Linked DNA regions of Homo sapiens: region 2 is linked to region 1. Evidence: read pairs that join two places in POLR2A ChIA-PET (ENCODE). Cell type or tissue: PC-3. All regions are shown on one strand. Links, peaks and the distances in the headings refer to the core of each region. The heading gives the core; the rest is flanking DNA. Region 1 holds the start of ANKAR (ankyrin and armadillo repeat containing). Region 2 has its middle 11 kb from the start of HIBCH.

The links. Peaks named below come from ENCODE experiments on the same cell type or tissue, not always from the same donor. Only the 100,000 strongest peaks of a DNase experiment are listed, where the experiment ranks them.
Region 2: POLR2A ChIA-PET joins it to region 1 with 8 read pairs; 3 of 35 experiments call an interaction of 5 or more read pairs at or near these places.

The regions. Positions count from the first base shown.
Region 1 is chr2:189,671,466-189,676,848 of GRCh38, reverse strand. ANKAR (ankyrin and armadillo repeat containing) reads right to left here and starts at 2,179. Exons shown (of 23, transcript NM_001378068.1): 1 at 2,019-2,179; 2 at 1-393. The coding sequence starts at 358. LOC105373793 (a long non-coding RNA gene) reads left to right here and starts at 2,564. Exons shown (of 2, transcript XR_923692.3): 1 at 2,564-3,018; 2 at 3,456-3,729. RefSeq lists an enhancer at 1,794-2,053 and a silencer at 2,104-2,523. In PC-3, for the core only: CTCF peaks have their summits at 2,170 and 2,369 (motif pointing left); a DNase peak (open chromatin) is centred at 2,278; H3K4me3 peaks cover 1,797 bases; H3K27ac peaks cover 651 bases.
Region 2 is chr2:190,327,750-190,333,132 of GRCh38, reverse strand. No RefSeq gene overlaps it. Among named protein-coding and RNA genes, the nearest start is that of HIBCH, 11 kb to the right of the region's middle. In PC-3, for the core only: a CTCF peak has its summit at 4,205 (motif pointing left); no DNase peak of the experiment used is centred there.

The DNA.
Region 1 (5,383 bases), core at 212-5,211:
TGGAAGGGATTTGATTTAGGCAATAAATTCCAATAGCCAACTCTCTTATCATTTGATGGACCTCTCTATAGTCTAAGAGGGCAGTAGGGTCCACGGGAGTCAGTAGGATTGCAGTGGAGAAGCCTACGTTATTCATTTGACTCATAATTCCACATGGGAGGTCTACTTGAGAGCGCACATCCTCTTTGGCAGACAACCAGCTAACTAGTGCAGTAGTTAGTAACTCTTGTATTTCACTCCGATCATATTTTTCAAAAAAAGCAGATGCATTTCTTTGTATTGCTAAATTTTCCAGGTAGGTGTCTTCATCCTGAACTTGCTCAAATCTAGGTAATCCTTTTTTGGGCAATCTTAACATTTCTAATTAAATCTAGTGTGTCCTTTTTGAAGCTTCTGCAATGAATAAGAAGGAAAAGATTATCAATAAAATCTGACATGCCAATGAAACTGGATTTGTCTAGAAATAAATCTGTACCTTTCACCTACATAAGATTAATTTTTCATGGTCAACCATTATAGTTTTCAAATTAAAAATAACTGCAGTATATGAAAACTGAAATTTGAATTAAAATAATTAAAATTATAAAACCTTTATCATTAACCATGTTCTGCTTTTCAAAGAATTCAAAAGACAAGAAGATGTATGTCAAAAAGAAACGTTAAGTTTATCTGTGAGAAGCTACTGTTACATACCTATTTTGTTGTTGGAGAGGCATTCTTTTGTATATGTTCGTGTTAGTCTGTTTGTGTTGCTATAAAGGAATACCTGAGACTGCATAATTTATAAAGAAAAGAGGTTTATTTGGCTCACAATTCTGCAGGCTGTACAAGCATGGCACCAGCATCTGCTCAGCTTCTTGTGAGACCAAGCTTACAATCATGGCGGAAGGGGAAGGGGAGCCAGTGTGTCACATGGTAAGAGACGGAACAATAGAGAGAAAGGGGAGGTGTCTACTCTTAAACAACCAGATCTTTCATGAGCTCAGAGGTAGAGTTCACTCTGCCAGGAAAGCACCAAGCCATTCATGAGGGATCCACCCCCATAATCCAAACACCTCGCACCAAGCCCTACCTCCAACATTGGGGAATCTATTTTAACATGAGATTTGGAGGGGATAAATATCCAAATCATATGGATATTTATTTTGTTTTCAGTTTTTTAAAGCAAGACTATACTGACCTGCATGAAAGAAAAGAAAAGGGTGGGGCGCAGTGGCTCATGCGTGTAATCCCAGCACTTTGGGAGGCCAAGTCGGGCAGATCAACTGATGTCAGGAGTTCGAGAACAGCCTGACAAACATGGAGAAACTCCGTCTCTACTAAAAATACAAAATTAGCCAAACGTGGTCGTACATGCCTGTAATCTCAGCTACTCGCGGGGCTTGAGACAGGAGGCTGAACCCAGGAGGCGGAGGTTGCGGTGGCCTGGGCAACAAGTGTGAAAAACACTGTTTCAAAAAAAGAAAAAAAAAAGAAAAAGAAAAGGAAAGAAGCATTTGCTTAACCTTCAATTTCTGTGCCAATGAATGCCTGTCTATTCCTGAAATAATAATAACCACAACTACTATTTATTGAGCCAGGTTCTTTACTATATAATGGTTTGATTTATTTCATCTGATTGGTCTCTATTATATAGTGGTTCTCAAAATTTAGCTTGTATCAAAATCACCTGGGGCTTGTTCAAATACAAATCGCTGAATCCCACCACTGAGTTTCTGATTCAATGAGCTGTAGTGGGGCCAGAAAATATGCGTTTTAGTAAAGTTACAGGAAATGCTGATAGTGCTGGTTTGGGCGCCACACCTGAGACCCCAGGTCAGTGAGTCAGACCTTGTTATGCCCACTTTATAGAGGCAAAAACGGAGACCAGGAGGTTGCAGGACAAGTCTGAGGTTTTACGCCTTTCAGAAACAGAACCCACGTCTGTCCAGTCAAGCCCGGGACCCACGTCCAAAAGCAGCTCGCGTCAGCCATGGGCACGGGAAAGGGGAAAAAACAAGGAAAGGGGAGGAACCTACTCTAGAATGGCTGTTTTCTTGTCCGGGAGAGGGACGCTGCGTCCGCGGCGTTCCCGTGGGGCTGAGAACAGTCGTCGCCGCCTCAGATGGCTTCTCGCGGGGCCTTGAATCCGCCCTCAGGGCCTCCGCAAGGGCGAGCGGGAGGCGCACCGGAAGGAACTGAGAGGAACTTTCAGGGCTTTTCGCCCCACCGTGGCGGCCCGGCCCTCCTCGCCTCGCCGGCCAACACTGCCGCCGCCCGGGCGCGGGTCGAAGCGGTTGGTCCTCCGGGCCCTGGGGTGGCTGGGCTGCTCCTCGGGCGGAGCCTGCGGGCGACTAGGCCTGGTGCGTCCCGCAGCAGCCGCAGCGCCCCCAGGCGGCGCCCGGCCCCTTGGCTGGCTCAGACCCCCCGCGTGCGCATCATCCCAAGCCCGCTTAGCGCTTAGTCCAGCGGCATGCCGTGGGCACTGTGCCGCCCTCACTATCTGCCTCTGCTAAAACACCGAAACAGAGTAGCAGAGGAGACAGCGCCGGGCGTTGAGGCAGTCCCGAGTTGGAATACCACCTCCATCATCATTCTTTCATTCAACAAGCATTTATGGAACACCTATTATGAGTCAGGCACCCAGCTACAAGCTGGAAACCCTAGAAAACAGGGCAGACACGAAACCCCAAGGAGCTTACAGTTGAACAGATCATCTCACAGCTATATTTAACAGTGTGCCAATATTAGATGGAATGACAGCACTCGAATGAAAGCTAACCTAGCCCAGGGCTAGGAAAGGCTGCCTAAGGAAGTGCCCTTTTCCCCTCCGAGCCTAGAAGATGGAAAAGAGCTACCCAAGCAAAGGACTGGACAAGTAGCTTTTCAGGAACAGGGAACAGCAGGAGAGAAAGAATTGAAGTGAGAACAAAGTTGAAATGGTTGAGAAACCGCAAAACCCTGCTTAGAGAACAAGAGAGATGTGGGCACAAACCGAGCTGCTGAGGTGCGCGATGGACAGATCATGCAGGCTGCTGAGTAATGATTTTGAATTTCATCCCAAAGGATTAGCCTACAGTAGTGGCAGTGGAGGTGGGGCTCAGGGACTGTGGACAGATTTGAAAAATAATGAGGTTGCCTGTTGGTGACAGATTGGGGATATGTTGAAAAAGAAGGTTGTGTCCAAGTCAGAACCACATTTCTGTCAGGAGCAACAGGATATCAGGGCAAGATTAAGAGTTCAGTTATGTACTAATTGACCTTGAAGTACCTGTGAGAGAAATTGAGATGTGAGATATGCTTTAGATAAACAGTTCTGGGCTAAGAATGGCAGTAGGGGTTAGATGTATAAATTTTGGCAGATTTATAGTAATTGAAGCCAGGAGTGGGGTTGAAATCACCAAGGGAGAGCGTGCAGAATGAGGAGTTGAGAACCAAGGATTAGAGACCTGAGAAATTTAACATTTAAACGTCAGGTAGAGAGAGTGAAGTCAGCAAAGAAGACAAAAAGAACAGCCAAGAAGGCAGGAGGAAAACCAAAATTGGTCACAGAAGCCAAAGAAGTGTGTGGAAAAAAAAAAAGGAATGGCCAACTTTATCGGATGCTGCTGCTCGGTCAGGGGAGATGAGAACAAACTTCCACTGAATGCAGCAGCTTGGAAGTTCTTGGTGACTGTTTGGGGCAGAATTTCTCTTCCAGTAACCATGTCATTATTTTAGCTACTATGGAAATAAATATTAATAAATTTATGAGGACTATTCCAGGGCTTTTTTTTTTACAAAGATTTGCATGTTTGCACTTAAGAAATATGAACCATATATGTACATTCTCCTACTTCAAGGATTGTTTCCCCCTGGGTAGCCAAATGGTTTGTTCCATGTGTCTCAAATCTTCGGAAAGAGATGCCTCATTTTTTAAAGGATCAACACAGAACTCCATCCCAGAGCTAATGGGATTGAATAGCAGAAGGTTGTAAATGCCCAGGCCCTCTTGGGGTTCACACACATGCATGTGTATCCTCTCTCTGTCTCTCTCAGTATTCTGGTGGAGCAGATGACCTGGAAATTCCTTATAAAAGTTTGACTGATTAATACATTTAAATCTCATAGAGTAGAGTAGCACCTGGAATATAGCATTATGTAAGTTATAGCTATTTTCAGTATTAAACTGTATTGGTGTTATAATATTCAATTCTAGGCCGTGGGGCAAACCTCTTAAGTTCATCTACTCCCAATATAAGCAATGTCAATTTAGTGCTCAGGCCCACACAGACACTTGAAGTTGTCTGCTTTCAGATTGAGGGATGAAAGCTATGTAGGCAGTATCTAAATTTTGGTTGAACATTGCATCTTCCAGGGAATAAATTCGGGGCATGTGAAAGCCTTTGCCAGGTTACTGACCTGTTTGTCCGGATCCTAAAATTTATTTGCTACTGTGATTAAAGAATCAAAGGGTGGCCAGATCCAGAAATGGTGTCGATCCTAATGGACAGATTTCACAGTGACACTGGTATGGCAGTTAACAGTTGAGTAATGTGGGTGGATGTCAGGTTGGAGTAAATAGACAAAAAGGTGGAGAGAGTGACTGTGGATGAGAGGCAAGACATAGTAAGTAGAGGAAGACGTAATTATTCTTGTCTTCAGGTTGAGTAGGCTGAGGAGGAGAAGGGGCTGTCTCGGGGTGGCAGAGGCAGAAAATCCACATATAAGTGGAACTGCACAGTTCAAATGTGTTGTTCAGGGGTCAACTGTAGTCTTTAAAAGTTACTGGGGTGGGAAAATGAGCTGCCTAAAAAGATGTAATAGAAGTAACAAGTACTGTTCAGGAGGATGAACCTCAAGCAAATTGTTTAGCTTCTTTAAACCTGTAGTTCTTTTATCCATGAAACAGGACCCTGTCTAAACCATGGTCCCTGAAGAGAGGGAACTGAATCATTTCTGGATGGAGTGATCAAAGAGAGTGAGTCTGGGAAAACAAACTGTTTCTCTTCACTCTCACACAACACTTCTGACACCAGATGTGTGGATTTTTTCCACCAGATGTGTGGAGAATTACCAAGCAATTCTCCAGCTCTCTGAATACCAGCTGGGTATCCTACAGTTTAATCCTGCCTCTATCTACCTGGAGTGAGTGTCAGATCCTTCCATTTAAGGGCTCAGTGCCATAAGGTGTCTCTGCTTTAGATGGCAATTTCAAGTCTGGATCTCTGGTACTTCTGATTGACCAGCTACATAAACTGGGGGTTTTCATGACCCCCTATTCAGGTTCGATAATTTGCTAGAATGGCTCACAGCACTCATAGAAATACTTATGTTTACTGGCTTATTATATAGGATACATCTCAGGCACAGCCAAATTGAAGAGATGCATAAGGCAAAGTATTAAAAAAAATTAAGATGAGAG
Region 2 (5,383 bases), core at 236-5,235, 660 kb before region 1:
TTTGTTTTCAAAACTGGGGGAAAAAAGCTTTGATATTACCATTTATCATAAATCTTTCATCAGCTGAAAATTATTTCCTACCTCATTGACTTTGAATTTTTTTTTTGAGACAGAGTCTTGCTGTGTTGCCCAGGCTGGAGTGCAGTGGTGCAATCTCAGCTCACTGCAGCCTCTGCCTCCTAGGTTCAAGCGATTCTCCTGCCTCAGCCTCCTGAGTAGCTGGGACTACAGGCACCTGCCACCAGGCCCGGCTAATTTTTTTTGCATTTTTAGTAGAGATGGGGCTTCACCATGTTAGCCAGAATGGTCTCGATCTTCTGACCTCATAATCTGCCTGCCTTGGCCTCCCAAAGTGCTGGGATTACAGGCATGAGCCACTGTGCCCGGCAACTTTGAATCTTAGTAACACATATCAAACATTGCTGTCTTGCCTTCCACTGTCTTTGTGCTCTGAGTTTTTGCTCCTAAATGTAGGCAGAAATTATACAAATTTAAATTAATTTTACCACTAGTATTGTGGGATGGGTCATTTTTCCTTTTTAATTTAGGAGTTTGAGGCAAGAGTTTCAAAGGAGGGTTTCTGAACCTCGTAGGTGAATATCAGAAAACAGAATATCAATTTTTACTATTTTCTTTTTCCTTACCTCCTTCTTTATCTGCCATAGGAAAAGAGAATATAGTATTTAGAATAGTAGAAAGCCTCAGCCACTTAAATACCAGGACAATATAAATGAGACTGTAAAGGACTCAACGTTTTCCCATATAAGTGGAAAAACATACCATTTCAACACTCATTTGCTTTTATTTCCCCTTCCTGAAAGAAATATCAAATATTGAGGAATCTAGGGTCCATCAGAGGGAAGTATATATATATATATACTGTAACATACCATAAAAAATTATATACTACTTACATATTATTATTGCTATGTATACATACATGCAAGCAATTATAGGGAAACCCAGTGGAGCTTAATGGCCATAATTTTTACAGAAGATCTTCTTGATTATACTTCCCTGGGACTTGCTAATATCAGAGAATTGGGTTGTTTTTTCTCTTTTAAAAAGTTTATTTACTTATTTTAGATTCAGGGGTACATGTGCAGATTTGTTACATGGATATATTACAAAACAGTAAGGTTTGGGCTTCTAGCATACCCATTACCCAAATAGTGAACATTGTACCTTATAGGTAAATTTTTTTTAACCTTTACCCCCATCTCAACCTCCCCCTTTTTGGAGTCCCCAGTGTCTATTATTTTCATCTTTATGTGCATGTGTACCCTTGGTGTAGTTCCCATCGGTAAGTGAGAACACACAGTATTTGATTTTCTGTTTCTGAATTATTTCACTTAGAATAATGGCCTCCAGCTCCATCCATGTTGCTGCAAAGGACATGATTTCATTCTTTTTTATGACTGCATAGTATTCCATGGTATATATATACCACATTAAAAAAAAATCCATTCATCCATTGATGAACACTTAGGTTGATTCCATGACTTTGCAATTGTGAATGTGCCATCATAAACATACAAGGGCAGGTGGCTTTTTGGTATAATGATTTCTTTCCTTTTGGGTAGATGCCTAATAGTGGGATGGCTGGGTTGAATGGTAGGTTGAGAAATCTCTATACTATTTTCTATAGACGTTGTGCTCATTTACACTCCCACTAATGGTGTATAAGGGCTGCCTTTTCTCCACATCCATGCTACCATCTGTTGTTTTATAATTTTTTAATAATAGCTATTCTTACTGGCATTTTTCATGTGTTTGTTGCCTTCTTGTTTGTCTTTTTTTGAGAAATGTCTGTTCATGTCCTTTACCAACTTTTTTTTTTTTTTTTTTTTTTTTTTGTTGGCAAGAGATCGCCCTGCTATGTCGCCCAGTGTAGAGTGCAGAGTGCAGTGGTACAATCATAGCTCACTGTAGCCTCAAATTCCTGAAGTGCCCACTTTTTTATGGGATTTTTTTGTTTTCTTCTTGTTGATTTGTTTGAGTTCCTTGTAGATTCTGGATATTAGTACTTTGTCAGAGGCATAATTTGCAAATAGTTTCTACAAGAGACTGAAAGGGCAAGAGGAGATAAGAAATAGATCTCTCATGTGGTGATTATACTGTCTTTTAATTTGTTAAATAATGTCCTTCTGTAATATAAGGTACCTCATTACTTAGGTAATACTGTAGGTTGTCAGTTTATTCTGCTGATTATTTCTTTTGCTGTGCAGAAGCTTTTTAGTTTAATTCCCATTTGTCTATTTTTGTTTTCATTGCATTTCCTTTTGGGGTCTTAGTCATAAATTCTTTGCCTAACCCAATGTCCAAAAGAATATTTCTTAGGTTTTCTTCTAGGACTTTTATAGTTTCAGGTCTTACATTTAGGTCTTTAATCGAGCTTGAGTTAATTTTTGTCTATGGTGAGAGATAAGGGTCCAGTTTCATTCTTCTGCATATGACTAGATAATTTTCCTAGCACCATTTAATGAATAGGGTGCCCTTTCCCCGTGGTTTATTTTTGTCGACTTTGTCAAAGATCAGCTGGTTGTAGGTATATGGCTTTATTTTGGGGTTCTCTATTCTGTTCCATTAATCTATGTGTGTCTTTTTGTACCAGTACTAAGCTGTTTTAGTTACTATAGCCTTATAGTATAATTTGAAGTAATGTAAGGCCATTTGGCTTTGTTTTTGTTGCTTAGGGTTGTTTTGGTTATTTGGGCTCTTTTTTGGTTCCATGTCAACTTTAGGATAGTTTTTTTCTAATTCTGTGAAGAATGACATTGGTAATTTGATAGGTATTGTGTTGAATCTGCAGATTGCTTTGGGTAGGTTATTTTAAGGACATTGATTCTTTCAATCCATGAGCATGGGATTTTTTTCTTCTGTTTGTGTTATGTATAATTTCTTTCATCAGTGTTTTGTAGTTTTCCTTGTAGAGATCTTTCACCTGTTTAGTTAAATATATTCTGGTATTCTATTCTTTTCTGTGGCTATTATAAATAGGATTGAACTTTTGCTTTAGTTCTCAGCTTGAAAATATTTGGTGCATAAAAATGATACTGATTTTTGCACATTGATTTTGTATCCTAAAACTTTACTAAAGTTGTTGATCAAGTCTATGAGTCTTTTTGGAGGAGTCTTTAGGATTTTCTAGGTATAAGATTATGTCATCAATGAACAGAGATAATTTGTTGGAATGTCCTTCATTTATTTCTCTTGCCTGATAGCTCTAGCTAGTAATTCCAGTACTATGTTGAATAGCAGTGGTGAGAGCGGACTTCCCTGTCTTGTTCTAGCTCTTAGGGGGAATGCTTTCTACTTTTCCTCATTCAGTATGAGTATCAGTTGGTTGTGGGTTTGTCATATATGGCATTTATTATTTTGAGGTATCTAGTTTGTTGAGAGTTTTTATCATAAAGGGATGATGGTTTATATCAAATGCTTTTTCTGCATCTGTTGAGATGATCAAATGGTTTTTGTTTTTAATTCTGTTGATGTGGTTAATCACATTTATTGATTTGAGAATGTTGAATCATCCTCGCATCCCTGGAATAAAGTCCACTTGATCATGATGAATTATCTTTTTTATGTGCTGTTCGGTTGGGTTTGCTAGTATTTTTGTTGAGGAGTTTGGCATCTATGTTCACAGCGATATTGGCCTGTAGAGATTAATTTTTTTGTGTGTTCTTGCCTGATTTTGGTATCGGGGTGATACTAGTTTCATAGAACATCATAGAATTTGTAAACCAACTTATCAAACTTAGCAGGACAGATCAATTTACTCATTTGGGAATGTTTTAATGCTAAATTTAAATATTTATTGCTAAAGTGAGGTCAAGACTGTATCTACATAAAATGAATATTTTTAAATAATAAAGATAATTTGACATTGCATACTAGAAATATGTAAATTATGTTAAATCTACAAATGGACATTGTACTATTTCTATGCACCAAGGCTTGTGTTCTTGGAAAATACAGTACAAAGTCTTTATAATGTCAGTGTTATGTTGTGAATGTGTTACGTATGTATTTTTATTTCAATCTTTAGAGACATATTTTGGTATGCCATATCTCAAAGTTGAAAAATGTATTAAGACTTTTTTTTCTAAGAAATTTCATTTGGAGGGATTAGCTTATTGAAAACATGGAAGCCTTTCAATCTTGTTTGATGTGGTATATTCACCATCTAGTGGCAACTCACTAGAAATCAAGTGCATGTAGTAAAGACAAAACTTGTCCAAAAGGTATTTTGGGAATTAGCCATAAGGAAAAATGTGGCAGATATGTGTAATGCTCCCTGATTTCCTTAAAAACCACTTTTATATTTGTTACAAAACAACTATCTAGTCTCAAGTGACACAATAGAAAATGTAAATAATTATAGAGAAGAAGCGAGTCACTCGTATTTTCACCATCCCCCAAGGATAACCACTGTTAACATTTTGGGTGTGCATAACCACTGTTAACATTTTGGGTGTGCATTTCTCTAAAATGTTTCTGCACATGTATACACACATTTTTTGGTCTAACAGAACTATCTTTATTTAAAATTTTTCCAATTTTATAAATGCTCCTATGCTTATCAGCTGCTATTTGAATCAACACTCTGAGCATGGATACTGGTTGATGATCTGAGAAATAAGCCATAATTGCCTGCCAGACCCACATAATCTTGGAACTCACGAACATTCCCAGTATGTAAATGGATGATTAAACTCCATGGCCTCTTGATCCAAGTTGGTCCATTCACAGCTCAAAAAAGTTACACTAGGCTAATCAGATTGCTCTGCTGAGTTCAGAAAATGAGAAACAGATTAATCAATTAGCAAGTGTGATAAAAGCAAAATAGAAATGTAAAAAATAACTATTTAAAAGCAATATTATGAGATGATGTCATGAAGTAGAGTTGGAATCAGACAAGCGAAGGCAAATAAAAATCTCTTGGAAGTCAAATTAGTATGAAGGTACAGAAAACATATAGGGAGATCAGTTTTCTCTGGTCTGCTGGCCCTGCTTCAAAGTGATACTGATAGAAGTCAAATCCGATTATGTCATCTTTCTGCTTAAATACCCTTAGACAGGCTTCATAGTCCCTAGAGACCTGACCCTTCCCTACCTCTATTGTGCCACTGTCAAAATGCTGGAGTCACCTATTATGCTTCATCTGCGCAGAGTTTCTCTATCTAAAACAGTTACCTTTCCTGGGAAGCTTTCTCTGATTCCAACACTATAACAGGTGGCCCTACTGTGTGCTTCCATGGCTCCATGTAACCTTCAGAGCCTAACACTAACACGGCAGCTGGATCATAATAGCCCCTCCATGATTAGACAAAGCACCAAATAGAAGCAGACATTCCGCAAGTTTGCATGAGGTTCCATGCGG